Linked DNA regions of Mus musculus: regions 1, 2, 3, 4, 6 and 7 are each linked to region 5. A link is a loop called in an ENCODE intact Hi-C map of the cell type or tissue named here. Cell type or tissue: heart. All regions are shown on one strand.

Evidence for each region. Peaks named below come from ENCODE experiments on the same cell type or tissue, not always from the same donor. Only the 100,000 strongest peaks of a DNase experiment are listed, where the experiment ranks them.
Region 1: it touches region 5 in a loop (2.7-fold over the local background); 4 of 42 quality-filtered maps call a loop at or near these places.
Region 2: a loop joins it to region 5, with 2.8 times the contacts of the local background. A loop is called at or near these places in 4 of 42 quality-filtered maps.
Region 3: a loop joins it to region 5, with 4 times the contacts of the local background. A loop is called at or near these places in 24 of 42 quality-filtered maps.
Region 4: a loop joins it to region 5, with 3 times the contacts of the local background. A loop is called at or near these places in 23 of 42 quality-filtered maps.
Region 6: it touches region 5 in a loop (4-fold over the local background); 10 of 42 quality-filtered maps call a loop at or near these places.
Region 7: a loop joins it to region 5, with 7 times the contacts of the local background. A loop is called at or near these places in 13 of 42 quality-filtered maps.

What each region holds. Positions count from the first base shown.
Region 1 is chr11:96,618,896-96,622,895 of GRCm38, forward strand. The region is part of intron 4 of Skap1 (src family associated phosphoprotein 1); the gene reads left to right. Among named protein-coding and RNA genes, the nearest start is that of Gm38960, 81 kb to the left of the region's middle. In heart, CTCF peaks have their summits at 2,499 (motif pointing left) and 2,717; no DNase peak of the experiment used is centred here; H3K27me3 peaks cover 2,791 bases.
Region 2 is chr11:96,672,474-96,676,473 of GRCm38, forward strand. The region is part of intron 4 of Skap1 (src family associated phosphoprotein 1); the gene reads left to right. Among named protein-coding and RNA genes, the nearest start is that of Snx11, 100 kb to the right of the region's middle. In heart, a CTCF peak has its summit at 1,550; no DNase peak of the experiment used is centred here; H3K4me3 peaks cover 332 bases; H3K27ac peaks cover 378 bases; H3K27me3 peaks cover 73 bases.
Region 3 is chr11:96,534,585-96,538,584 of GRCm38, forward strand. All of the region lies in intron 3 of Skap1 (src family associated phosphoprotein 1), which reads left to right. All of the region lies in intron 2 of Gm38960 (a long non-coding RNA gene), which reads right to left. Among named protein-coding and RNA genes, the nearest start is that of Gm38960, 3.5 kb to the right of the region's middle. In heart, CTCF peaks have their summits at 158 (motif pointing right) and 1,784; no DNase peak of the experiment used is centred here; H3K27me3 peaks cover 3,445 bases.
Region 4 is chr11:96,551,325-96,555,324 of GRCm38, forward strand. All of the region lies in intron 4 of Skap1 (src family associated phosphoprotein 1), which reads left to right. Among named protein-coding and RNA genes, the nearest start is that of Gm38960, 13 kb to the left of the region's middle. In heart, CTCF peaks have their summits at 2,031 (motif pointing left) and 2,241; no DNase peak of the experiment used is centred here; H3K4me3 peaks cover 296 bases; H3K27me3 peaks cover 3,035 bases.
Region 5 is chr11:96,300,887-96,304,886 of GRCm38, forward strand. Hoxb6 (homeobox B6) reads left to right here. Exons shown (of 2, transcript NM_008269.2): 2 at 1-683. The coding sequence ends at 42. It overlaps Hoxb5 (homeobox B5), which reads left to right and starts at 2,626. Exons shown (of 2, transcript NM_008268.2): 1 at 2,626-3,289. The coding sequence starts at 2,728. The region is part of intron 1 of Hoxb5os (homeobox B5 and homeobox B6, opposite strand); the gene reads right to left. In heart, a CTCF peak has its summit at 2,367 (motif pointing right); DNase peaks (open chromatin) are centred at 1,175 and 2,385; H3K4me3 peaks cover 2,094 bases; H3K27ac peaks cover 957 bases; H3K27me3 peaks cover 4,000 bases.
Region 6 is chr11:96,860,218-96,864,217 of GRCm38, forward strand. It overlaps Copz2 (coatomer protein complex, subunit zeta 2), which reads left to right. Exons shown (of 9, transcript NM_019877.2): 9 at 646-986. The coding sequence ends at 693. Gm11523 (a long non-coding RNA gene) reads right to left here. Exons shown (of 4, transcript XR_880183.2): 3 at 3,616-3,888; 4 at 2,225-3,354. Among named protein-coding and RNA genes, the nearest start is that of Mir152, 12 kb to the left of the region's middle. In heart, a CTCF peak has its summit at 1,894 (motif pointing left); DNase peaks (open chromatin) are centred at 484, 1,414, 1,814 and 3,114; H3K4me3 peaks cover 2,664 bases; H3K27ac peaks cover 1,404 bases; H3K27me3 peaks cover 884 bases.
Region 7 is chr11:96,405,874-96,409,873 of GRCm38, forward strand. No RefSeq gene overlaps it. Among named protein-coding and RNA genes, the nearest start is that of Hoxb1, 42 kb to the left of the region's middle. In heart, a CTCF peak has its summit at 2,036; DNase peaks (open chromatin) are centred at 1,528 and 2,038; H3K4me3 peaks cover 1,018 bases; H3K27ac peaks cover 941 bases; H3K27me3 peaks cover 3,832 bases.

The sequences.
Region 1 (4,000 bases), 320 kb after region 5:
TACTGTCCATCTCACCTTAGGGGTTAATATTAATACAATGATATCAGCCAAACCAAGCCTGGACAAGGAAGCGGGAACCCTGGTCAGGAGAAAGGCACGTGACTTTCTCAGCCAGCGCAGGAATCAAACAGCCGATCCTCATTCTTCATAAAGAGAAAAATGGCTAAATGACCGAAAATAGGGGTTTGGTTTGGTTTCATTTTTATTTTAATGGAAACTTGCACAAGCTAACAGACTGTGCAGTTGGGAAGAGTCTAATAAAAGAAGCAGTTCTGAGCTGCCAGGGCAACATCCCACTGGTCTCAAAGTTTGCCCTTGGGCAGGAGCAACTTCCTACGCGATTTTCTCTCTAGTTGGAGAAAAGAATGAACAGGTTACACGGCGGGGCGGTCAACGTGGTGCCTGAGTAACCCATACCGTTGGTGACAACAGCGCCAGAAGAAAATAAAATGTGGGAACAGTGTGTTGGAAATCATTTGGGGCTTTGCGCCTTTCCTGAATTCACAGTCACCACATACCACTGTTTTGTGACTCTTACTAATAAAAGACCCCCTGTTTGCTAGACATAAAACTTGATTTTAGAGTCTTTGGGGCTTCAGTGTGAACTCACTTTTCAAATTAAAGCAAGGCACAGGTACTTTTCCTCTTTATCAGATTGGGATCCATTAAATCCCACTACAGGCAAAGCTTGTGTGTGTGCTCACGCACGCATATTGTTTGGGATAGCTGGAGAGAAGAGCCACTTTTCACATCACTCACCAGAGCTGTTGCCCCCCCCCCTCCGCCCGCCCACCCCCAGTAGAGCCATGTTTTTTAGCAGGATTCCTGTGGGAGACCTGTTTGTGAAAGTGGCATTTGCAATTCACACTGCAGGTCCCTGTGCCAGCTTCAGAAAGCCAAGCAGATGTTTCCTCCTTTCCCCCGCAGCATAGCTCATCACTTATCCCAGGAGGAAAATCAGAAGAGGCTGGGACAAATGCAATTCTGTCAGTCACAGCCACAGGAAAATGGAGAGAGAGAGAGAGAGAGAGAGAGAGAGAGAGAGAGAGAGAGAGAGAGAGAGAGAGAGATTGGATTAAATGTGACTTTGAATTGGGCTTTATTTAAAGGTAGAATGACTGATTCATCGACAGGAAATTTTATCCTCCACCTAAAGCGCCTTTTCTTGCCCCCTCTTTTTTTTAACTCAGCCTTGCCTGGCCGACTTTGACATCTCTGATGGCTCTCTCTGGAGGACAAGTCCCTATGTTCTTTCAGTTTTGTTTCAGCTAAATAGGCTGTGTGAGACCGAGCTTAGCTCTTGGGTTATTTGTGCAAGAACAATGAGGTCGGAAGTTATTTCTTTAGCCACACACCCAAACACATGCATACAAAAGAAAAAAAAACAGACAAATGAAATGTATTTGGGGTTTCATATTACACAGTAACAGGGTCAGGAAATTCTACTCACTAAGCGGGTAATGCATAGGACGAAACAATTTTGCATGGAGCCTGAACTAACATTAGGTGAGATATTCTGCTCTGTGATTTTCTTTTTATTTTTCTAAGCAAGAAATTAAATGCTTCAGAAAATAAAAATATAAGCAATTTAAAACAATTTCTGTTAAGTCTGGACATATATTAAATGTAACCTTGACTAATTGGAGTCTAGAGTCAGATTCTTAAGACAGTTAATTTTTTTACTGATACAACAATGTCTCTGCTTACACTGACACCCTTCAGCCCCAGGCCCTAGGCTGGTGGAAGGACTGCTGACTGAGAAGGTTCCCTGCGGGTACAGGTCTCTGTCTCCCTTTCGGATACTCATTTGCTGTCTTCGCTTGCTCTGTGCAAATGCAAGAGTAGTGTCTGTGTTTCACAAAAAGAATGCATGTTAAAAAGAACTAATGGTCCCACTGTCCATCAGGCTGGGCAGAGATGGAGGTCATCTGGCGGTCAAAACCAAATAATTTCAGCCTGTGCCGAAAGCCCCGAAGCTGTTGACTTGGTGGCAAGAGTTCACCCGCCTCTTGTTGCTTCTGTATCCCCTGAAACCTGGGAGTTTTAATTTTGGCGACAAGAACGGACATATTTTCTCCCTGGCAACTGTGTGTGCACAGTGCTCGCCATTCAGAGTTTGCTCAGGTTAGCTGGGCTGAAGTATACAACTCCTGGATCCACGCCAGCCCTAAATAGACAAAAGGCTGCATTCTGCAATAAGATTCTCCCAAAATATTGGAAGAGGTTGACTATATGTGCATGTTTGAAATTCATTGTTAGGCAGAAATTCTTAACTTCTGTTCTTTTAAAGAGACCCCGTGTTCTTCTACAGGTACAGATTTTAAAGTGACTTCCGAGTTTCCACATTCATAGGGAACAGATGGGAATGGAAGTGGCTCCAGAGTGCTGACAGCTCCATTAAAAATCCTTTAAAATCCATACTCCATAAATCGGAACCACACATTGGATGTAGTCACAGCCCTTTCAGAATGCCCTGCACCCTGCTTGTGAATAGCGCCACCTGCTGGCTGTTGGTGAAAGCTCTTTGCTGATGAACCAGTCTAAAAGTCAGTATTAGATACAATTTAACTGTTTTTAAACCTCTGGAGACTTAAAAGGTTCAAAAAATCATTTAGCCTCATTATTTTAGAACATCTTAGCTACAATTAATTTACAAAAAATATTGTAGGCATTAAAAGGAAAGCACAGGGAATATTGTTTAGATTCTAAAGTATTCTAAAATTGCATCAAATCTGATTATCTTTTAGCTTCAATTTCTCATGCTCCTCTGGCAGATTTCAAAGTCACGAAGTATCTGGATCTTCCAGACTGGGTTTTATTTCTTCTGCTTCTCTTCTACTGACTTTCTAAAGAAGTACATATGTGCAATGAAATATCTAGATATGGAAAAGGAGGAAGGGCAGGAAGGCAGGAGAAAGCCACAGCTGAATGGTTAAGTGTCAGCTTTAAGGATTACGTCTGTGATTGAGGGATTTACCACTCTTATTTTGGCATTGACTCATAAAACATATGTTCACAAAATCTGTTTTATGGGCTTTTTAACAGGGTAAGAAATTTTAAGTGTTCAAAGAAAAGGAAAATCAATCCTTCCTGCTGTTAGGTTGTAATATCTATGCTTTCTTTTAATTGTTCCAGTCTTTGCTCATCACACAAAAATATACAATAATACTTTATAATAAAATAAACTAAAAACATAATGCCACTATTGTACAATACAGTAAATGTTCAAATTTCATGAATTAAAGTCATTCAAAATTGGGTTTCTACCCCACCCACAAATGTGCTTTTATTCTGAAGTTGTGCTGTTGGAGTTTTCTGTTATTCTTAAAACTATAACCTGGTCCTATTTTAATGTATATCTTTAGCCAGGCCACTTTTATGATCCCTTTAAACTCTTAGAAACGTGCTGGTTTGGTGTGAGCCTTAGCCAGTGATTGGGGCTGTCCAGCAGGCACATAGGTCTCTCTGAGCCACCGGAATGAAAGACTAAACACCTGCACTCCTCTCCCCATCTTCCTCATACGAAGTCACACCCTAACATCTTTAGATGTCGCTAGCACTTGTGTTCAGTAGTTGAGGCAATTAGAAGCCTCAAAGTCTTTGATAAGAAGGAGCCCATGGCTGTAGTGTCATGGCTTGGTGCTGAGGTTTGCCTACTCTCTGAAGAAGAATGAAATTGAGCTTTTCTGAAGAGAATAATGACCCCCAGGGATTTTTCTCTGCCTGGGGGAGATCCTGTGGAATTTTCCAATATTTTTTCATTGTGTGTATGGTAACCTGGCACACATCTGTAAATCCCAGCATTCTATAGAGCTCTAGGGCAAGATGAACAACTGTGAGTTCCAGCCTGGCTACATGGCCAGACTCAGTATCCGAAACAAAACAAACAAGAGAAGGGGAACAAGGAAGAAAAAATCTCCCCTTAATTTAGAAGTCTGGATTCAGGGTGACTCCCGTTTATCCCTCCAGCCTGTGCCGCTCTATCACTACCTTTCCGCCT
Region 2 (4,000 bases), 370 kb after region 5:
CCATCTCCCCAGTGCTCAGATTATAGGATTTCACCCTCGCATCTACTAAGAAAGGTCAAGTTCTTCTATCTTAAAAACATTTACTCATGCTGGGCATGGTGGCACACACCTTTAATCCCAGCACTCCAGAGGCAGAGGGAGGCAGATCTCTGTGAGTTCGAGGCCAGTCTGGTCTACAGAGTGAGTCCAGGATAGCCAGGGCTTGTTACTCAGAGAAACCCTGTCTTGAAAAAAATAATTTACTCATTTACCATGTATAAGACCCACGGTTCTGTCAACACCACAAATTAACCCCCCCTTTTTTTTTACATATTTCAAAATACCATGTTGTACATGATAAATATATACAATCCCATTCATTAATTTAAAATTAATTATATATATAAAAAAGAACATCTACAGTCTAGAGATATGGCTCAGGGGTTAAGAGCACTGGCTGCTCTTCCAGAGAACCTGTGTTCAGTTCCCAGAACCTATAAGATGATTCACAGCCATCTGTAACTGCAGCTCCAGGGGATCGAACACCCTCTCTGGCCTTTATATACACCAGACATGCACATGGTACATATGCAGGCAAACACTCAGACATGTAATTTTTTTTTAAACTGGATAAAAAGCATAATCACAATATTCAGTATTTTATACCAGGCCTACATAAGGAGCATAGATCTTAAGGGTTTAGGGTTGTGTTATTGTTACTGATTTTGTTACCATTGTTGTTGTTGTTGTTGTTTAATGTGGCTTTGAACTGACAGTATAGATGAGGACAGCCTTGAACTTCTGATCCTCCTACCTCCGCCTCCAAGTGCTGGGATTACAGGTGTGCTCCACCACAATTAGTTTTATCCAAAGCTGGGGCCCAACCCAGCACGTTGGGCATGCCAGGCAAGCATCCTACCAAGTAGGCTACATCCCCAGGCTAGACCTTAAGACTTATCAGAAATATGTCTTCTCTTATTTCTAGTCTGTAACTGTCAGAGGTAAGCAATGCCTCTCCTGCTGCCACGCACCAATCAGGGTGCTGTCAAGACAGTGACTGGGTTGTAAGCTCTCTGCTCAGGGTTTTACCCATAAAGTTGTACTGCTTTCGGTATTTCAAACAAAGCCAAGTGTTCACTCGTTCTGTTTCCTTCAGCATACCAAAGGTAAACTGACTCTTTTCTGAAGAATGTCAAAAGCCACTGATCTGACAGCCCCAGAGAGGTTATCAGGACCCACGCCTCCAAGACCAGCATGAAACCTGACTTACTGTTAAGCTCTTCCCTCTGTGCCTGCCTGCAGCTCGAGATCAAACACATTCTCAAGGAGGGAACGCTGAGCCCTTGTAGAATCCCCTCCGTCCTACCCCACAATGCACAAGTCCTAGCTGGGACAGACAGAGCACTATGCCGGGAGCTGGGGATAAGAGAAAGGAGGGATAGGGCTGAGAATGAAGGGCTAGTTAGCTCACAGCCCTCCCTAGCCAAGGGCTAGGAGAAGGGAGAAGGAGCCAGGGAAGCCGGTGGAGCTGGGGCTGCCTCCCTCCGTCTAAACCCTGATCTCATACTGCTTCCCTGTGGAGGAATCTCAGAACTGCAGCTTCTCGCTCTGGGCCCCTGCCTGTCACACCCGTCCAGTGTGGTCTCTTGCCTGGGCTGATCTGACAGGTCTTCCCTTACATATATATATATAAGTAAATTTATATTTATATCTCACACACATACATATATACATATATGTGCCTGGGCTGATGTGACAGGTCTTCCCATACATATATATATCTGTATGAATTGATGGGGTGATATTTTTTTTCTTTTTTTTAAGCCCAAAGCCTATGTATGCCTAACAGTGTTCCTTTGGCTCTTCTTCCATAATTACATATACTAGCTTTTACTCTTAAAACTTCCAAATGACTTAACAACATTGCCCCTATTTCCATGGATATTTTTCATTAAGAACAAACCAATGTCCTGGCTAACATAAAGGATTCTTGGTCATCCTTCCTTATAGTTGCCACCCCAACTTCCTGCTTCTCCTTTATGCCTACCCAAGGGTGGCTTAGGCACAAGCATTCACAAGGCTGGCCTTCTTTGTAGAGCATTAGAACCACAAAACACATTTTAGATGACTGACTCTTTTCTTGAGGACTGGGGGGGGGTCTTTAGGACAGAGTCGGAGGGCAGGGAGGGGGCATTGTAGACAGGTTGAGATGCTTTGCGTTAAGAATACAGTCTGAAGAGAGTTGATACTTTTTAGGGGAGGTGAAAAAGAAGGCAGTGGGTTCTTCAGGCAAGCCAGTGGTCTTACCCTGGAGCATTCCCAATCAGAAAATAGACAGGAAGTTGACCACGTGACTCACATTCCATGCAGAACCTGCGAGCCCCTCTCTTCTACTCCTCTCCGCCTTCTGTCAAGACTCCAAGGGTGAAAGCTGTGAGCTGAAGGGGACAGGCCATCAGCAGAGGGTGACTTACAATGAGAAATGAAAATATTTGGATTAGCTATAATGCCAAGCCAGTGGTATTTACAAATTATTAAACTGTCATCCCCACGTGAAATGCGTCTCTTCCTGAATGAAATGTTAAGCTGTTCTTTTGGTTTGTTTCAAACTGTCAGGGCCATTATTTGATGTCCCTTTCTGTTTGTTTATCTTCATTAAGATGTTGAATCAATCATTTTTGCTTTCTCTCTCCACAAGCAGGAGTTGGCACAGAGTCAGGATGAGGGCCAGCCACCCCTCCCCCACCCACCGAGGGCTGTGCAGGTGCCTAGCCCGGTTTGTTCACAGAGGGATCAAAAACATATTTGTTCTCCAGGTTGTGTGGACAGACTGGCAGGGTTTTTTGATAAGAGATAAAAGAAAAGTCTTCAGTCACGGTGAGAAATGACATTTCTATCTGGAACAAGGAGATGCAGTGGATCTCATTCCGGTTTGGAGATCATTTTCCGGAGTAGCATCCTGACAGCTCACAGTGGGGTGGAAACACGGAGGTGGGGTTTGAAGTGGGAGACAGAACTCAGAGCAGGCAGGAAGCAAAAAATGGAGAGCCCTGGACCTTGTCCTGTGACAGATGTCAATGCTGCTCTCTTGAGTGTTCTAAATGTGGCATTTCAGTATCCAAGATGGTAGAGCGTGATTCACCAGGGTTGCGGGCGGTTTACTGTCAGAGGGACCAGTTGCATTTCTCTTTATACAGAGATCCAGCTAGCCCATTGATGCTGTGTAAGGACTGCGGGGGGGGGGGGGGGCGCAGAGGGGTGTCTCTGCCATGTGACCCACTCTCTCCTGCTTAGCAATCCCTTTTGAGGATTTCAGACCAGCTAACCAGGGTTAGAGAAGCAGTCAGCTAGACATAAAAGAGAACTGTGCACACCAGCTGGCCTATCTAGGGATAACACCTGTAACCTTGGTCTCATTAGCCCTGTGCTCTCTCCACCTGAGCTATCTGGCCCACGCAACTTAATCAACTGGGCAAATGAGAAACACAGAAAGAGGAAATCAGTTTATCGCACGATTTAAGAACCTGGCAAACAAAGTACTTTTACTTTTAAACCCAAACTACTCTAGGCAGGCATGGAGTACTTAAACCTAGCACTCAGTGGGCTGAGGCAGGAGGATGGCCACAAGTCTGAGACCAACCTGAACATAAAGTGAGTGTGAGGCCAGCCTGGGCTACATAGTGAGAGTTTGTCTCAAAATCTGAATGAGATGGGAATCACAGCCCAAACAATCTAACAGTCCAATCTAAGAGTCTAGCAAATTTCTTGTATTTTAAATCACATTGTTTTCCTTTTTTGTTGTTTTTTTTTTCTTGTTTTCATTTTCAGAGAAAGGGTCTCATTTAACCTAGTCTGGCCTCATACCCAATATGTTCCTTAGTCTGACGTTCAGCTCCTGATCCCCCTGCCTTCAAGTCCCAAGTGTTTGAGACTTGGGTACCACCATACCCGACTCTAGACCACAGGTTTCTGGTCTGGAATAGAATTCTTCTAGTATTACTCTAATACCTCTTACTGACTG
Region 3 (4,000 bases), 230 kb after region 5:
TGTTCACTGTTTCATCCTTATCCCTTGGGCTCAGATCCAGCAGTGGCCTGAAGAAAGTACTATCTCATTCTTTTTTTTTAAAAAAAAAGTGATTTATTATTTATATACATGTGTATGAGCCTGCATCAATTTATATGCATATGCAGGAGCTCGCAGAAACCAGAAGAGGGCGCTATACCCCCTGGAACTGGAGTTACAGGAAGTTGTGAGCCACCATGTGGGTGCTGGGAACTGAGCTCAGGTTTCCTTCAGGAGGGGCAAGCACCATCTCTCCAGCCCATCTCACTCTTTTTCAGCAAAAGATGCTAGAAATGGAACTAGCCTGATCATTTCAAGAGATGTCTTAAGTCATGGAGCATAATAGACCCTGGAATGAACTGGGATTACAAAAAAAAAAAGGTAACAAAATGTGGACTTCTATGTTTTCAAGCAACTTTCCTACTAGAATACTTAAAGCATGGTGATTCCAAGAAGAGAAGTGGCAGATTCCAAGCTACTCTTAGGTATGGGCCGCTTGAGCTTGTTTTCTGTGTTGCAGGGTCAAAATGCCCACAATTCCATGTGATTGTACAGAAAAATACTTCAAAAATTCAGCATATTGATCTGACTAGGCCTGAAATAGTTGTATTATAGTTAGTGAGCATGGAATCCTTGCAAAAAAGAAAAAGATATTTTAAAAGCCATCCCAGCAATGAAGAACCATACATTTGAACCGTGAATGAGGCTGCTTCCTTCCCAGTCACATGTGGAGTGGAATCGCTCCTGTGAGCTCACGTTGCTGGCTGTCATTCAGTATTCTTTGCCTTTGCATGATGATCATGATTTAGAAAGCACGCAGCCTTGGAGTCAGTGGATTAGGGAGGAGCTTTAGAATCAGACAGGGCGGGGTCAAAGCCTCGCTTTCCCACTTCTAGTCACTTCTGAACTTTGGGTAATTTGTCAAGTTGTTTTATTTCTATATCACGGTTTCTTCATCTGTATCCTTTTTGGGATACTAACATGTCCCAGGGGTATACCTGAAGAGCCTAGACTAGAGCCTGTATAAAGTTCAGAATACAGCAAGTTGTTCCATTCAGTATTGTAGCTGACTGTCTCCTGAAAATTAACACATACTGAAATGAAGTTGAATAGCTTACAGTAAGAGTGAAGGACAGAGAATAGAGTGGTCCAAAGAAAGCAACCACAGACCAGTGATTCTGGGTTACGGTTGCCTAGCGGCTAGACTATCAACATATTTGTATTTATCTGTGTACCGCCAAATGCAGGTTCACACAGTTTTTAAAAATTCTGTCAAGATCTCATAAGTAGTGAAAATATTCTAACTCAGCAGGTTCCATTTTGGTACCAGTGAGAACAACAGCAGGCAGTGGGATGTGCTCCAGTAAGGCTGGAACAGCAAATGACAGACTGTAGGTTGCTTTATGTGTGTGTTGTCACATATACAATTATCTCATTGTGTCTGTTGCTGCCAGCCCTTCAGTTTATTAACATCCAGGAGCCCTTATCCAAAAATCTAAGCAGGGTTAAAGATCACAGCATTTTCCAGAAATGACAGGGGCAGGAGCAGAAGAGTTCATACTGCGTGTATCTCTCTGTCTGTCTGTGTCTGTCTGTCTGGATGGATGGATGGCTCTGGCTCTGGCCCTGGCTCTATGTATGCTTTTCTGTCTGTGTCACTCTGTTTCTACCTGTCAGTCTGTCTGTTATGATTGTCTTCCATTCTTTCTTTCCCTTTTTGAAAGAGCTACGCTGATGCTACGCACTGCAGCTCACCCTACTGGCTAAAATGAGAAACTGCACCACAAAGGACCATTTTCTTTAAAAGCGGAGGAGGGGCTACTTTGGAAGACAGTCTTAGCCAGTCCTCTCCAGTTTTCTGCTCGCTGGTTTGGTTCACTTGAGAGTATTATTAATCTGTGCTATCCTTTGGGTTGCTAGATTCACAGGTGTTCCCTAGTGACTGTTCTCTGAGCATCAATTTGCTTCAATTTCTTATTATCTACACCATTCCATTCTTGCACTATTCTTAGTGTGGCCATGTAATTAGTTAGCAGTATTCAGAAGATAGAGAATTTGCACTCAGAACTCAAGCTCAGACTACTTGTCATGGGAGACCTCGGAACAACTTTAAAAAGTGTAATAGATGGAAGCTTGCTCTACCCGGATGACTCTCATCCATTCTGCAGAGTTAATGACATTTGGTACTGTTACACTCACCGCCAGGGCCTTGGAGGCGAGGGGTGAGAGTGGCAGGGAATATTTATACATTGAGTTATGGATAGATAGAGCAGGAGGGAAAAGATGGGCAAGAAGTCAGACTACATAGAACAGAGAAGAATCTGAGACCTTCACTGTCCGTGAATTAATCGCAAGAACCAACCACGCAAGTCCAAATGGATATTTAGGAGTCGGTGAAGCCTCACAGATGTTCTGTGGAAAACACCATACATTTTCTAATGCATGAGTTTGTGCAAAATGGTATATAATTTATACTGCAAGTATTGACAGATTCCCCTCCCGACCCCGACTTTGATGTCACAGGTGTGCTCAGTAATATATTCACGTGTGAATAACGCTTCACGTACCTGGTCACATCCATATACAGCACGTTTCTTTAGATCCAGAGGCTTAGGTGAAGGTTACAAGGTGTCGCCATTTTGGTGGCACTACCAGAGTTCAACTTTGGGAACTGCATTAGTGTTAAATTGGTCTGAGAAAAGCTGGCCATATCAATGCTACCAAGCATGAACGCTAACTGGATTTGGATCAGGAAACTTTATTTATAGCATTTTAGTGAGGATTTATTAGTTTAAAGAGGGAGCCACATGCCTCGTGGGTTCTTAAATATCAAATGGAGCAGGAAGTTCTTGTTCTCTTTTTAATGTCAACAGTCGTAACAGCAAAAAACAAAAACCACCCAAAATGACAATTTCACACTAGTTTCCATTTCTGTATATTATCCAAAGACATGAGAAAAAAAAGTCATAACAAAGCCAGGACGTTTTTTAACCATGTGACACATAGTTGCTTACAGGTGACAAACAGATTTTATGAGAGCACACTCACAATTAATTGGAAGAGAGATAAACGGCAGAGACTTATACCGACATGAGAAAAACTAACGAGCCTTTATATACATCTATTGAGCAGAAAACGTGTCTTTATGTTTTATGTTATTTGTTCTTGTAATTCATTGAAGTTTTTTAAATGCTCAACCTGTTTTCCTGTCTCTTTTCGTCTCTTCGGTAAAATTGTCACCATGCCCTGGCTGTGTCCCCAGATAGCACCTGCAGGTTCAGAACTAGACTGGGTTGTCCAAAGACCTGTAAGGGGAACGTTGTGGTTCATTTTTCTCTGACTCCATTTGGAGTTGAATTAGTAGATGGAAGTTTTTAGCAGTTTAATTCACTCCTCCATAAAGTTTATGGAGCAGCAACAGCTGGTTGAATCCAACGCAGCAAAAGCCAACTTCCAGTGGCCAAGCCATTGTTTCTGAATTAAGGGGGAAAACTCATTAGCCGGTAATGAAAACACAGAATAAAAAACAAACAACACAGAAACCCTGGCAAATAATTACCTTACACCCGATACAGAGCTGTTCTATCTTCCTGCTCCAACCTCAGAAACTCCCAACTTATCACTCTGCAAAGCATGAATGGAATTGAGTCTGGCTCTCAGAAAAGAAGAATAGAGAAATCACCCCCAGGATGGGCCCTCAGCACAGGTGCCCAGTGGAGAACCTGTCATTGAATATACCAAGGAGCGGATGAAGCACCCAATTCTTATGACACTTAGAATCGAGGAACAAATTACCAGCTAATGGCAGGTGAACCCCTGATAGAGTTCCCCTAGATCTTGTTTAGAAATACAAAAGAAAAGGCTGAAGGCGGCGGAGGTGATTAATGGAGATATAGTGTGTTAGAATATATATCTGTAGAGAAATATATTGATTCCGAGTGAGTTGCAGTGGGAAGTGTGTCTCCAGCGGCAGAGGGGCTGG
Region 4 (4,000 bases), 250 kb after region 5:
GCAGAGGAGATTGTTTACACAATGCCTGGAGTATTTTTTGTTTCTCTCCAAATTCTAAACTCATCAACAAGTAACAAGTTTAATAGTGATGACTTCCTCGTACAATAAATAACTATTAAGGACGCCAGTGTGGTCACTTGGGTGGTGGCAGACTCACAGGGTTTCAGTTGCTACTGCATGGTGTTGTGCGTGCTTGTGTAGACACCAATCAGAAGCAGGGAAGGCTCATGTCTCCACAGGCTGTTGATTGCAGAATCTCATACACCATGCCTAATTGTCTTGTTCTCAGAGTCTGTGAATGCAGTGTGGCTCAACATAGCACTTGCTTTGCAGAGACAGTCTCACCACCCCGGGGTTTGTTATTGCGCCCATGGCAATCATGTTTAGAATTCTAAAACCCTCAGTATCATCTTAACGACTAGACTGTCCTTCTCCAAGTTCCACATTGGCCATTTTTACTTCCAAGTCTAATATTCACATACATTTAGAAAAATTTAGTTTGAGCACAAATGACTCCCCAAGGTCATATATACATACACATACATACACACATGCATATATACATATATTCAGCTCTTCATACTTTTGGCAGTCATTGCTTCCCTGTTAGCCATAAATTCTTTTGACCTAAGATTCAAGCAGTAAAAACAAAATTTCTTTGGTCTGGACATATAGCTCAGGGATAGAGCCTTTGCCTAGAGTGTATGAGGCCCTGGGTTTGATCTCTAGCACAGTGAGGGAGAGAGAGACAGAGACAATAGAGAGACAGAGAGAGAGAGACGGAGAGACAGGGAGAGAGAGACAGAGACAGAGATCAGTTAACTAGTACTGAAACTCTGGCTAGACCATAATATTATGGTGGACTAGGCAAAGATGGTTGAATTCACAAACTCTGTTCCCTGTCTGCTCTAGCCTGCTTTTCAGATTCTAGAATCCACGCCCCCCTCCTGCCCATTTTAATGTTGTGCCCTAAGGGACTTGAGCCCAAATACGCTAGCAAGAAATAGATCCTATTAGGCAGAATAGGATCTCTGGCTTGTAAAATATTGGGATTTTTTAGGGGAAATTGTTTATTCAGGGGACATTTGCAGATTTTTTTAAAAAGTGTTAGCCTGTAACTTACATGGCACTGCATATTTTCATAGAATGACTTGGAATGTAGGCACAATTTTATAATTATGTCATTTCACAATGAAGCCTTGGATTTTATTCTATTAACATGGGGTTAACTGCTGTCACGTGCTCGCCTCTCTGCAGACAATCACTGTCATCCCAGAAAGACATTCTCCAACACCCAGCAACAGACTGAAACCTAGAGACTGTCAGAGCTCAGGGTGGGGGGTATCTGGGTTATCTAATGTAGCCCATCTAATGAATTCACATCATTCTTGCTAATATCTCATTTAATTAATTATCAAATATAGCCATTACAGTTTGGGTCTTTCCTTTGCAGGACATCTTTCCCGCCCAACTATTATTGGTAATTTATCCTTCATGTCTTCCCTAAACTTTCCCTTCCTTGGTTTCAGGCCATTGCTCTTTTCTATACCATCTTCTGAGACTGAATAATTCCCCTAATTCATTTATAGTGTTACCTTTAGAAGGTATTAAAGACAGCGAACATTTATCCCCAGAGTCTTCCCTTTTCCAAACTGCATAAATTTCAGTTCTAGCAGGCCTTACCTTCCTCTGCCCTGTCATACCCTCCAGTCACTGTGTATTTATCACATGCCTTGATATTTTCCATTCCAAGGGGATCACCTCACCAAGAGAGCTGCCTTTCGGAGAGGGGAGGGCTGGAGAGTAAAATCTTACATTAAGCACTAGAAGCCGGAGCGTTGTTTTGATGTTGGCGCCGGCGATCATCTGGAGAGCACACTCGTACAGCGTGTGCTGTGGCATATGCTGCGATATATGTATATTTTAATGCCTTAATGTATTATGGCCTGTTGTAATTGAATGTCTATAAAGTAGCAGTTAAAGGATTTTATAGACCTTGGAAAGGATCGGAATTCTCTAGCGCCCTCTTGTGGTAAAATACAATAACGCTCCGAGCATTCTTGGATGTATTTTGCCGAATTTAGTGCAGGGGGTGGGGGTTTGGGGGTGCTATGAATTTTACGTTTTAAACACTGAATATAAGAAATGGATTAGAGAACTAAAAATTTCACACACACGCATGCATATTAATATTTAAAATATTTCTTCTTTTTGGAGAAATTTATTTTCTTTTGACTGCTTTGAACCTCAAAAGATAGTACTTTCTTAGAGCTGTCTTTTCTGTGTGTCCTATTATATAAGTTAAGGGGGGACATACAAAACCAACCATAATTATAAGAATTTTATATTCTTCAGTGATATTGAGGGAAGACTTAGATATGATTTTTAAAATCCAATTTACAGCTATTTTTTTCCATGTCAATTTTAAAGGGAAGTGGTTAGTATTCCTAACATATGTCATTTAATCCTATCTACATTTTCTCTCCTATATTAAATTTATCATTTCGAGGTTATAGTTGTCATATGCTCTTCTCAACCCACACATTTCAAATGTTTATAAATCCTTAGTAAACGGCAGGCAGCCCCAAGGGCAGGTGTATATTTCTATGAGCAACATAAAATTATATTTGTTTCAGAAGATACCACCGCAAGTAGCATATGCCTTAGATCGCTCAATCTCTAGCAAAAACACCAGCTACAACTTGCCAGATAAAAACAGACGCTGTCCTTGGGCTCGTTTGAATTAGCGGCATTTTTTAAAAGCCCTTTGTAGAGACTTGAGGAGTGGTGAAGTCAGCTCCCTCTATGCTCAGGCCACTTTGTAATGGGCCCTTGTCACATGGGACCCCATGTGACAGCTAGGGAGGACACGCTTTGTAAGATCAAGCGTTGGACTGCTCTTTAGGAGAGAATATTGACTCTGGTCCACAAGGGAACTGGCAGAAGATGGCCCAGGCATGGCAGGGTGAAGGGGGTTGGTCACAGGCGATATGAGTGAGAACATTTTGACTAATTTTTCTTTTTCACCCTCCCCCCCTACCAAGAGATGATAATTATTTTTCAAAGCAATAGAAATCAGTTCACCTTTATTACATAGTGGGCTTCCCCTTTGAGATACATGAACACAGAGCTAACTTTGATTTCTTGGGGTTTTGTGCTGTGTAGGTTTGGGTTTTAGACTGGCATTTCCTCTGAGCCCTGGAAAGTAAAACTGAACAAACCTATTAAAGGTGTTTTGCTATTTGGTAGCAAAACGTTTGCGGCTCTTCATAGTAACAATCTCATGTTCGCACGTGGATTAGCAGTACTTTGATATTACGTTTTGAGGTTTATCAATAATCAGGTCAGTTGGCCCTCTTTACCCTGGCTCTGTGGTCAAGGTCAAGTTTCTTGCTTCCTCCTGGGCCTGATTGTTTTTCTTGTAAAGGCAGCATTTCCCATGAGACATTTAAATTGTAACTTTGTACAGTTTTGTATAAGAACTTGAACAGTGCTACCTGAGCAGAGGGCCAAAGAGCAGCCTCTCTTTCCACCTGTGGCACTTGCTACCGTGTTCATATTGATCTGTTTGGTCGTCCACGACAGTCACTGCTCTTACATATTTCCCGGCTTCTGGTTTTAAATCAAATATAAGCAATGCTTTCTGAAGTGGTGCACATCCTTTCTTCCAGAAAAGAGTCTTTCTAGAGTACTTTTTTTTTTTCAAGCAGAATTTATTAAGCAGTTTAAGGTTTTATGTTGTTTCATTTAGTTTTAAAATTAGGAAGAACAGAGCGATCCGTTTCTTGGAGAATCATAAGGAATAACAGTATACCACAGAAACTGTTGGCAGAAGTTTGCCTCACACTCTGAGGAGGTGTCAGGGTCTGCTGAGGTGTGGGGGCCAAAACTGACAGAGAGAAGAGATTTTCCTAGGAAACTGTCAGAGTTCTTGCGAAGCATCTTACTCTAAATAACCACTGTGGGCGCTTAACGTAGCATTGAAACAAAGTTAGGCAGC
Region 5 (4,000 bases):
CAGCTCAGTGCGGAGGAGGAGGAGGAAAAGCCAGCCGAGTGAAGGTGCTGCAAAGGGAGGGGGGACGCGAAGGGAGAGGTCTGTGGGGGAACCTAGGGCACCCGAAAGCCCCAGAAGGCTCTGCGGTCGGGGGAGTCTGGGGACTTGCTGTCCAGAGCACGACGGGCAGGGCCCAGTGCTTGCCTGGATGCCCCCTTCTGCAGAGCTCTTCCTGGGCGCTTGGCGGATGCCCACCCAGCACCCCCAGCGCCTCCTCCCTCCCCCGAAGAACCCACCTTGGCCTCATCAGGCTCTCTGGTGAGAACTGAGAATCGGACTCACTTGATGTCTCCTGGAAGCAGAGCAGAATGCTCATGTCCTTGTCGAGTCTCATTTCGTCCATGTCCCCCGTGCACGGTTCAATGGTAGATTCGCTGTCCCCTCAGCAGGGACCTGAAAGACTCCCTGACCCCAGACTTGTCTCTCCTACCCCCTCCCCAAAGCCACTGGAAGGAGCACATACTACCTAGAAGGAAGAAGAGGAGCCTCAGAAGAAAACAAAGTTCTATTTTATTAATTTTCTATGTGTTGTGTTTGTAGTCTTGTCTTAGCTCCGGACGTGAAATACTTCGGTAATAATATTAATATTATTAATAATGATTATGATGATGATGATAATAATAATAAAGATGTGAAAACTCGCAGCTCAGTCACATCCAATCTTTCCCTGTCATCTCCCCCATAGCCCCCAGCCACCCTGTCACCCCTGAGCCTGAACAGCAAAGGCAAGAGCCATGGTCTGCCCCAGGGCCTTCCCAGCCTCCAGCCTCAATTCGGAAGTTACAGTTGAGATAAAAGCAAGGAGCCAAAAGCAGAGGCCAGGGATCGGTCCTCCCAGGCCCCAGCGTTGGTTGTGTCTCTCTGATGCTAAATTCACAATTGCCTCTCCCATTCAGACACGAGATGGAGAAAGCCTTTTTCCCTCTTGTTCTCTAAGCTTGCCTCGGTTGTGAGACTCTGGAGGGATGCCACTTGAGGCCTCCTTGCCCAGAGCTCTGGAGAGACGGAGCTGGGCGGGTCTAGGCGCTCTGCAGTGTTTTTTTCTGTCCTCTTCGAGCCAAGGGCCCTGGCCTTTGGCCCGCCCACATGGCTGTCTCTGCCGGCCTTGGCCCTCGGATCCCCGGCCTATTGCTCCGGAGACTGAAAAATGAGGCCACTGGGCATCTCTCCACAACTCGTCTACAGGCTCCAGGGTGCCTCTTCTCATATTAAGTAGGAGCTCGGTGGCCAGGAAGAGAATGGGAAGCCGGCAGCAGAAGGCTGCAAGGGCCCGACTTTATCTTGCTCTTTGGAGACCCGAGGGCAGGGGTCCAGGTGATGGCGCCTTTAGTCTCACCTTCTCAACCCAAAATGGCTCATTTTCTCTTTACTGCCACCCACACCCGAGCAGCAAGCTTCAGGCCCCGTTTTCTTTTCTTCCTTCTCCCTCTCCCCCCTCCTTTTTTTATTTTTAAAGAAAATAGCCGTCTGGCAGAAGGGGCCCAGCTGCGGAGATCTCTGGCCGCCCAGCGAGCTCAGCAAGGGGCCGCCGGTCTTCCGAACACCTTCCCAGGGAAGGCGGTAAGGCCATGAGCAAATTCTCCAATTATTGGCCACCAGCAACACAAGGCTTTGGATTTGGTCTCTGAATGAGATAGCTGGCATCTGGCGAGCTTGTTAAAGGGGATCTGTTTAAACCCCAAACTCCCGCAGAAGAGTTACCACCAAACCTTAACCGCTCAGACGGTTGTCTCTCTAGTCTTTGGCCGACCGACCATCTTTCTCTTCTAGGGTCCCTGTTTACCTCGGTTCCTAGGCCTAGGCTAAGGATGAGAGGTCAGAAGGAAAAATCCAAACTTCCCAGGGGCCCAGGAGAACGAAGAGCTTCCCTGCCTTTTCCAGCCTCCCTCCAGCCTAGTCCTGCGGCTCTCTCTCGTGTTGTGGACCCGCCGCTGAAGCCTAGCCAAGAAGCAGACCTGGCTGAGCTAACAAAATTCTTATAATTGTTTTTCACACACAACTTATAATCCTTCCCCCCATTTCCTTACCCAAGTTGGGGACTGGCAAAGCCTAAGGAGGGAAGATCAAGCAACTTCATTTTGATTATATTACCCAGAGTTAAAATAATAATGGTGATGATAATGTCAGAGAGGCCACAAATAGAGGGGATAGCCGCACCCTAACGAAGTAGGCAAAAGACTCAAATCCATCTTCCTAAAGGTTCAAGCCTGTGAGTGAGCTGCGGGCCGGGTTTCTTTCTTGGCTTGGCGGTTGCACAGAGCCAGCAAAGAGGTTGCCGAAGCCGCCATGGCGGCCTGCGGCCCGCGCTCCCGTCAATCGCCGGGAGGTGGCGCGCTCTGCTCAGAGGCCAACGTCAACCTTCTCCCTGTTTTTCCCCCTTCTCACTTTCTCCCCCCCTCTCGGAGGCTCGCATTGAATCGGCCCTAACGATTCTCCGATCGTCATTATTTGTAACCATAGAGCATGAATTACCTCTTGAGGTCATCAGTGAGAATTTACGACTGGTCAACAAAAGCACGTGATTCCCTAACGCCCCCCCATCCCCCTTCTAACCCCCCCCATATTTGGCCGCATACATAGCAAAACGAAGTACAGTGCATCGCTATAATTCATTAATACATCATAAATCGTGAAGCACAGGGTTATAACGACCACGATCCACAAATCAAGCCCTCCAAAATCACCCAAATGAGCTCGTACTTTGTAAACTCCTTCTCGGGGCGTTATCCAAATGGCCCGGACTATCAGTTGCTAAATTATGGCAGTGGCAGCTCTCTGAGCGGCTCTTACAGGGATCCCGCTGCCATGCACACCGGCTCTTACGGCTACAATTACAATGGGATGGATCTCAGCGTCAACCGCTCCTCGGCCTCCTCCAGCCACTTTGGGGCGGTGGGCGAGAGCTCGCGCGCCTTCCCCGCGTCCGCCCAGGAACCCCGCTTCAGGCAGGCGACGTCCAGCTGCTCCCTGTCCTCGCCCGAGTCCCTGCCCTGCACTAACGGCGACAGCCACGGCGCCAAGCCCTCTGCTTCGTCCCCTTCCGACCAGGCGACCCCAGCCAGCTCCAGCGCCAATTTCACCGAAATAGACGAGGCCAGCGCGTCCTCTGAGCCCGAGGAAGCGGCGAGCCAGCTAAGCAGCCCCAGCTTGGCTCGAGCACAGCCAGAGCCCATGGCCACCTCTACGGCCGCGCCCGAGGGGCAGACTCCACAGATATTCCCCTGGATGAGGAAGCTTCACATCAGCCACGGTAATTCTCCATCTCTTTTTTGTCCTCTCCGCATTCCTGCCCTGTGTTGGGGGTGGGGGCGAGCAAAGCTTGGCTTTGCCTCAAATATAGATCCCTTTTTTCTTTTCTTTTTTTCTTTTTCTTTCTTTCTTTTTTTTTGCCATCAAGAGGGAAAAGTGTCAGAAAGGGTCCCCACAGCTCCATAGATAGAGCCAAACAGTGTTGTTTTCTGGGCGTAGGCATTTAAAAAAAAAAAAAAAAGGCCAGTTTGTTGCCACGTTCAGCTTAGGTTTTGTTTACCTAGCCAGTCACCGGCTTTAGGATGAAAGATGGGATTTGTGTATTGTGAGGAAGGGTCCTGATTATTACAGAAATTTTGAGACTGCTGCTAGCAAAGGGGGAATGGGCTATAAACGGAGCTTTCTAGGGCAAAAGTGCAGTGGCTCTCTTCCCTCCCGGGCGAGCTGCCGCCTGAACCCAGCCTAGGGTGAGGCACTGGGAAGGAGCCAGAGACAAAGCCGGGAGCATTCACTACCATCAGAAGTGGGGGCTGCTGGAGAAGGGGGGGTATGAAGAAATAGAGGCTGGATGCAGGCATCTGGGGTGAGGAGGATGGGAGCTGCGGTGAGCTGGGTGCTGGGGACGCCTGGGTCCTGCTCCCCGCCCCCTCCCACTCAGTGCCCCCTCCTTTAACCGGAATAACGTTGCCTCGGGGCTCTCCTCTAACTGCTC
Region 6 (4,000 bases), 560 kb after region 5:
GTTCCTTAGCAGAGATTCAAGAACTTCACTGTCCCCAGCAAAGAGGGAGATTCCAAGAGAGGAGGACATACACAGTGCGGGGTGGACATTTTGGAGGAGGCTTTATGCCCAGAGAGACAGTCTGAGTATCCCGAGTCCCCCCTCATGTGTTGGCATCACGTGTGCACATTGGCACAGATACGGGCACACACTGGACTGAGATGTTTTTTCTTGGTAGTAGGAGCACACACACATACACACACCTGACAGCTTTGTCACATCAGCAAATGGGATGGGGTGCTGAGAACACACCCCATCAAAACCAGCATCACAAGTTTATTACGGTGTCAAGTGTCTGAGCACAGGCGTGGTTGAGCCTGGGCCCAGTCTCTGCCTGCCTGATGGCGCGGTGAGGAGGCACTATTACTGTGGCCTGATATGGCTTAGGGGAGGCAGGGGCTACCGCCTCACCCACAGTTGGACAGGCTTGGGAGGCAGCCAGCTGGGTTGCAGCCCTCTGGACCTGCCCTAGCCTCCAAAACCTCATCTCATTAAAGAAGAGGCAAGCTGCTGCCATCTAGTGGCCAGGGCTGGAGAGGCGCCCTTGTCGACCTCCAATCACTGACATTCTCAAATATTTCTCCCAACCTCCTACTCTCACTTCAGGTTCTTCAGTCAGCCAAGGAACAGATTAAATGGTCGCTATTGAAATGAAGACCTTGGAATCAAGGCTCCTTCCCCAGAGAACTTTTGCCAGTCCCCGCGTAAGCCCCAAGATCTCAAGACGCAAGAGAGACCACTCTGCCTTCTCAGGCCTCTCTCAGAACTGATCCCTGAGGTCTCCTGCCAGGGATTCTGAGACGCAAAAGCTTGACCCCAGCTCCCTCACCCCTACTCAGCATCCTAACCTGGCCTTGGGGCCATGGGAACCAGCAAAGTTGCCTCCCCTCGGACCTCTGACATCCTCAGTCCTAGGCCTTAATAAACTTACATTTTTCCCCCCCAAAGACCTCCTTTCTTGACTTTGAAGTGTGTGTGTGTGTGTGTGTGTGTGTGTGTGTGTGTGTGGTGTACGTGCGCGTGTACACTACACCTGTGAATGAGGTCAGAGTGGGTCAAGGGAAAGGGTTGTGTTTAACACGAGGGGTGCAACACTGATACCCTGGTGTTGCATGAGTAGTTGAGCGGTTAAACACGACGGTGTGGCATGGTAAGAGTCATAGTAACAGGAATAATATTCTTCCAGGAAAAGGAGAGTGAAGATGGCTTCTCCATTTTGTCTGTGCAGTACCCACAGGGAGGCTCCGCTAGGGATTCCTTGAGTCGTTTTTTCCATTCTAGGCTCCAGAAAGGAAGGGAGTCAGGCTTACTCTGACAAACCCAGGAACTGTTTGGCTATTTTTCTTGGCGCGCCTGGGACCGCGGAATTCTTATCTTGGCATAGATCCTGGGCAGTAGAGCTCTATAATTTGCTGTCTCTATCTGGGGGCGAGAAGGCACCGAGTGGTGGCCACTGCGCGTGTGTGTAGAGCATCCGTGTACCTACGAGGAGGCGAAGGACGGGGGTCGGGGGAGGGACGGACAGGGGTGTCTAGAGAGGCGACAGACGGAAGGAGATTCACGGCGACACATCTCAAGGATGGAGATGAATAAACTTTCTGAGCATCCCGAACCCCCTTCCTACCCTAGTCCCAATCTCTGAACTTTCTCTCGGTTTTTCCTGTGACCCATACGCTTTCGGCGTCTCCACGCCGCGGACTCTTCTTTGGCAGCGTGGGGTGTCATCTTCTTGGATCCCTGGAGGTTTTCAGCGGCTCCCACGCTCCGCCCCGGCCCCGCCTCTCACAGGAGCATCGCGCAGCAGGAAGCTCCGCCCCCTCACCACATCCGTGGTCCTAGAGCGCCACCTGGAGGTACTACGGGCACACCTCAGGGTCCTGGGCCTCGATAACTCCGCCCCTGAGGTGGAACCGACCCTCCTCCCGGTGTTTCTCACTGATCTCTGACACCAGAGCCAGTGCGTTGCCCTGGCAACCATCACGCGTGACTTCCCGCGACTTCTCTCCCAACGCAGAGCTTTTTGGCAGCCGCCGTAATAAAAATAGTGGTGAGCCTTGGATCTTAATAAAAGCCTGTCCCGGTGGTTGTCATTTCCAGGCCGTGAGTGTGGGAGATCAGCCTAGGTTGCGTGAGACACTATCTCAAAACAAAACAAAACAAAACAAAACAAAACAGATATTTATACTGAATTTGACTACGTCTGTAATTAGAGAACTCTACGAAGATACGGGGATGATTATCTACTCATTGTAAACGCTTACTATAGTGTCTTTCTAGAGTCGCTGTGCACACAGCCCAGAGTTGCAAAAAGGCAATCCTGAGAGAGGGGGAAGGTGGCACAATAAAATTGTGCAGTTCAGGGGCCAGTGTGGTGACGGAAAAGACATTCTTTGGATTATTTCTCAAATATTCAGCCACCCGTAGCACTTGGCTCCACCATGGATGGAGCCAAGGCCCGGAGGAGTAAACTGCCTCCTGGCAACCCGGCCTGACCTGACTTGGTCCTGCAATTTCAGTTGTGCGAGGACGGGAATGGGAAGCATCAGGCAGAAGCTAGGAGCTCCAGGAAGGCTGGCTCACACAACTCTCTGAACTACACGATACTGTCCACATTCTATTAAGGGATACACCGAGACCCTGAAAGTTTCGAATATACAAGTATATCGCAGCTTCCGCTCGATAGGGGATAGAAAACTCCTCATTATACTACAATATCTGAATTCCTTACTCGCACTTGGTCCTCACAGGGTGTGGAACACACAAGCCTATAATCTCGTCTCTTGAGAGGTGGAGGCTGGAGAATCAGAAGTTGAAAGTCATTTTCTAACTATTTACTGTGTTTGAGACCAGCCTAGGCTACAGATGGTTAAAGGTAACAAGAAAGTGTTCCTTGACTTGCTATGGCTAAAGGCTACTACCCTGATCCCATAGGGAGGGATTAGCAAAGCAGCGACTGGGGGGTTGCGTTGAGCTGAGCTCCCATAGTGGTGATGACCCCAAGTCTGCAGGTCCAGTCTTCTGGCTATTGCGTCTCCCTGCCCCCCTCGCTTTCTGCATCCAGGTGGAGCCGCCTAGACAGCAGGCCTGGCTGACAGCCCGGAGCCCTGGCCGCTGCACCAGCTTTTCCGAGATGAGAGCCTCATCATCGTGGCCACTGGCCGGAGCCTGAGGGATTTCGGGAAGGGCGTCCGCAGTTCTGAGCCAGGGCTTGCCTTCCCGAGTCTGCCCACCCCTGGCATCCTTCCTTGTCTTGCCCATCGCACCCAGCAGCTTCGAAGAGTGTGCGGGAAAGGATCCTTAGGGCCACTCTTTTCCCTGCAACAGAGTAAGAACCGGATCAGAAATCAAGACCTCAGGAATGTGGGCTCACCCAGCCCGAGGGCACAGGAGGAAATACAAACTCAAGAACTTGTTAACTTATTACAGGGACGTGCCAGACACAACACACACCACACACACACACACACACACACACACACACACACACACACACACACACACACACAGAGGCACGCTCCTCCTGCTTTCCTCCAATTGGCTGGCAAGAAAGGCAGGGCATGTGGGATTGGTTCTCACCCCGACACTGATGGATGGCTCCCTGTGACTGGATCATTGTCGGCTGTCAGGAGGAGTGGGAGGCGACACCCGTGCTCTTCTCAGGGCCTCAAACATTGGTAGAGCCAGCCAGGCCTGGAGAGAGAAATGGGCAGAGCAGCCTGCCCAAAGGTCCGAGTTTCTTTGCCCTCAACCTCTTTGAAACACACTGTGAAGCGATGTGCTTTCTGGAGGCTGAGACAGGAAGAGAGCCACGAATTTGATGCTATTCTGGACTACATAGCAAAACAGCGCCTGTCTCAAAATAAGTAAAGCAGAAACTGTTATTAGATTATGGGGAGGAATTAGTTCTGAGCTCTTAGTACAGTAGAGCTCTTTAATGGGAACCCTGGCGAGGGGAATAATT
Region 7 (4,000 bases), 100 kb after region 5:
CTGCTGTGCTGTTAATAATGTCACAAAGAAATTTGTCAGGGCTGAGGACAGCTGATAACATGCCATCGTTTTGAGTACGACATAAGTCATCTCTCCATGATAGAGCATCGTTTAGGGACAAGTGCAACAATACATTTTCTACATTCGATTTGTGAAACCATTAACACACTGCTCGGTGTTCAAATTTCATATCCCTTTTTCTTTTCCTGTATGTGTGTTGCATGCATTTGTGTGTGTGTGTGTGTGTGTATATATATATATATATATATATATATATATATATATATATGTATATGTTTGTGTGTATATGTGTGTCTGTGCATGTAGGTCAGAGGTCATACCGGGCATCCTCATCTGCTGTTCTCCACCTTTGTTTTTTGAGACTGGGTCTCTCACTTAATTTGGAGGCCATCAACTTGACTAGGCTGGTTGGGCAGGAAACCAGGAGACATCCTCCTGTCTTCACCCCCCCCCAGCCCCTCCAGTGCTGGGGTACAGATGCTGTTCGCGGTGTCTGGCTTTCTGTGGTGCTGAGATTCTGAACTCAAGTCCTCATGCTTGCCCTGTAGGCACTTTGTCCACTAAGCTATCTGGCCAGCCTGGACAAGCATTTAAAAACAAACTGCTTTGTTGGGGGTGTCCTTGACATACAAAAAGCTTTAGGCACTTAATGTATATACAGTTTGATGAGTCTGGAGCTAAGTATTCACCTGGGAGATCATAACTACAATCGACACCATAAACACAGCCACATCTCCAAAACACTATATGCCTTCTAGGGCACTACTTAGAGTAGATTGGCACCAGCGAGACTCTTCTAGAAAGTAGGCTGCCTTCTCTTCTGCATCCTAGACCACAGAATCCAGTTAGGTATCCCTCTGCTGGTTACAAACTCACAATCCTTTCCCTTAGGTTTTCCCAGGGCTGGGATAACAGACCTGAGTGGCCATACCTGGCATCGGCCCTCCCCGCCCTGACCCCCATTTTGAAGAAGAGAAACCGAAGACCAGAGTCAGAGCAAACACACATTCCCACTGTGAGAAGAGCTAAGATTTGAACGAAGGTCTCCTAATTCATAGTCAAACACTTAGAAACCACACCATTGCTCCTGAGGTCTATTCTGGACCCTTTAGCCACAGCTCGGATGGGAAACAGTCTGCCCGCAAAGGTGCCTGATCCAGAGTTCGCTATTCTGCTAGGGTAATGCCTCTGCATTCTGTCTGTCTTGCAAGCTTCAAGTCTAAGCCTCGTCTCACTTCTTGGACTGTTTCAGGCCTAGGTAGGAGAGATGGGTTGCCCTTTGATTCTTCGCTCTTTCAGATGGCTAAGGAGTTCCAAACTCCCTCTGAGAAGCGCTACCACAGAATATGCTTTCCAATGGGAAAAGACATGGGCTCTTCCACCCCAGCCCCAGGAGACACGCCGACAGGCATAGGAGGGGAAAGGACAGTTCCTTGTACTATAAATATTTCTCCAGCGTCTCCCGTAAATCTCCAGCTGTGTCAGTGAGGCAAGGGGAAGAGTTAGAGCCGATTAGAGACCATATTCTCCCAGAGGAGGGCAGGCCTGCCCGTCAACCCATCCCCAATGGGCCTAGGGACCACCTCGGGAGGAAGCTATTCCTGACAGCTTTCCAGGCAGCTCCTGGGCACTGATTCCGGGGCGCCGAGATCTTAGAGAAGGACAGACACTACGTTCCCCTTTACCCCCTGCCCTTTGTGGCGCGGACTCCTGGGTCGTCCAGACTATGCCCTCTTCCGAGGTGAATGGGGGGACCGGCAGGGCACAGAGGGAGAACTGAGACGTGACACAAGCAAACTGCCCGGGCCGGTGGGTGATTTATGAAGTGCTGAAAAGCATCTTCGAAGCTGTCATTTATCTTGCAGCTCTCAGCCTAAATAAACACAGAATCCGCCTAATTATAGTTACAGTAGAAACACAACACCGAACCACCTCGCCGTCACTGCCAGCTCCTCTCCTGCGTGGCTCCGCCACTGGCGTGGACCCCACATCAGCCCACAGCTGCACCCTAGCGGCCGCCGCCGCTGTGCGCCAAAAGCTCCAGGTTCCCAGCCACCGGCTTTGGCTCTGATTCTTGCCAGACTCTCCCCTTTCCTCGCCCCTGTCCCTTGCCAATTCCGTGCTATGTGGCTGCAGCAGGATGGAGGGACTCTAGGCCTGGATTCTCTTTCCCTGACCTCCTTGGAGTTTTCTTGGGTTGTGGGAACCTGGCCTGGCCCAGGGTCTTCTTCACGGACAAATAAACTCTCTCCTTGTGGTTGATCTGGAAAGAAGTTCCGGGTGTCACTTATGGTAGAGAAAAAGACACCCTTTCGTTGCTTGGTGATTTTGTGGAAGTCTCCTCCAGCTTTATGTTCGGTCCTCCCTTTCGCTAGTCTTGTTACTGGGTTTGAATTTGGAACTCCCCCCCCCCCTTTGGTGTATTGGAGGCCTCTTGCCTGGAGATTCACTTCTATGCTGTTCTTCAGAGCAAAGTGGTAAATGCTTAAAAAAGAACTTGGACAATGATGGTCTAGGGCGGTTCTGAATGAAATGTTTATCCACTTAGTCACATGCTCCAATTCAGTCCTTGTACTGGAGAGGCGGGGTGGGGGAGGGGAGATGGGGCAAGGACTCTGTGTGTGTGTGTGTGTGTGTGTGTGTGTGTGTGTGAGAGAGAGAGAGAGAGAGAGAGAGAGAGAGAGAGAGACAGTAAAAGAACCTACTAGTTTTTAATACCCAGAAAAAAACCCAGTCCCCTCAAACTCTGCAACCCCCCCCCCCCAAAAAAAAAACGCTTTCTGCAAAATGAGGATTCTAGAGCCCAAGGCTCTGCATCATCGGACAGCTCATGACGTCATCCTCAGAGTGTTAACTTACACATGTGGGCATATACATTACGCGGGGCGGATAACTCACTCCTAATTTACTGCTGTCTTCTTCTCCGTGTGGAGGATCTTGTTCCTGTCGACAAATTTGGGGATCTAATAACAAAGTAGCGGAAGGATTCATCAGGGCAGGTGTAATCTGAGCTGGCCCCTGGAGGATGTGGGCTGCAGAGACGGGTATAAATAATTATTACCACCCACAAGTTGAGTGGGAACACAGGGAAGGCCTTGAGGAAAGAGAAAGCAGGCCCCGGAGAGGAAGCACAACTCCTGGGAACTCTTGTAGTGTGGGACCCGGAACCCAGGCCTTTACCATGCCAGGGAAACCCTCTACAGTTAATTAAGCCCCACCCTGAAATCCATTTTAAATCCTTGTTTTGGTTACCCCCAAATGAGAAGGTTAGGACGAACTCCCCTCTCCTCTTTCAAGGAAACTACAGCAGTCAAAGCAATGGCCCCATCTGACTGTCCAGGGGTTTGAGCATCTTAACATGAGTTTTGACTTGACTTCCTCTTGGTCTGTGGGTCCTTCCCCTCTTGAAAGAGCAGAATTTCCCCTCCTCAAAAATCTAGACCATTCTCTTAAACCACTCTAAGAATGGCTGGGCTTTCCCTGGGTCCTCAGAGGAGTGTAAGAAAGGAGAGATCCATTTTTTTTTTTTTTTTACCAGTTACGCTACTGCTTATCCATTAAAGTAAGATAAAAATACCTGTTCCCTGCCCAGTTCCCAGAACACCAATTCAAATGAATGAGGATGTAAAAGCTCACGGAAAGAAAATCTCTCCCCAGGTAGTTCCAGATGAAAGAACAGCTCCTTAGCACTTCCAGTGAGTTAGACAATGAGGGCTCTCCTTAGAGCTGGCTGGAGTAATCTCTGCATTTTTTTAAAAATTCCTTTTAAGTAAGAAGGAGGCCTCACTGCTCAGTATGGTTGAGTGACTTTCCTGAAGACACACAGTAAATCACTCTCGAAGATTTGATTCTTTGTCTAATCACCAATAAGTTCTAAGAATATCTGGTGTGCATTATTAACCCTTGGGAGACTAAAATAGGACAAAAGCACACTTGAAAATAACCTATGTAGGGCTGGGGAGATGGCACAGTGAGTAAA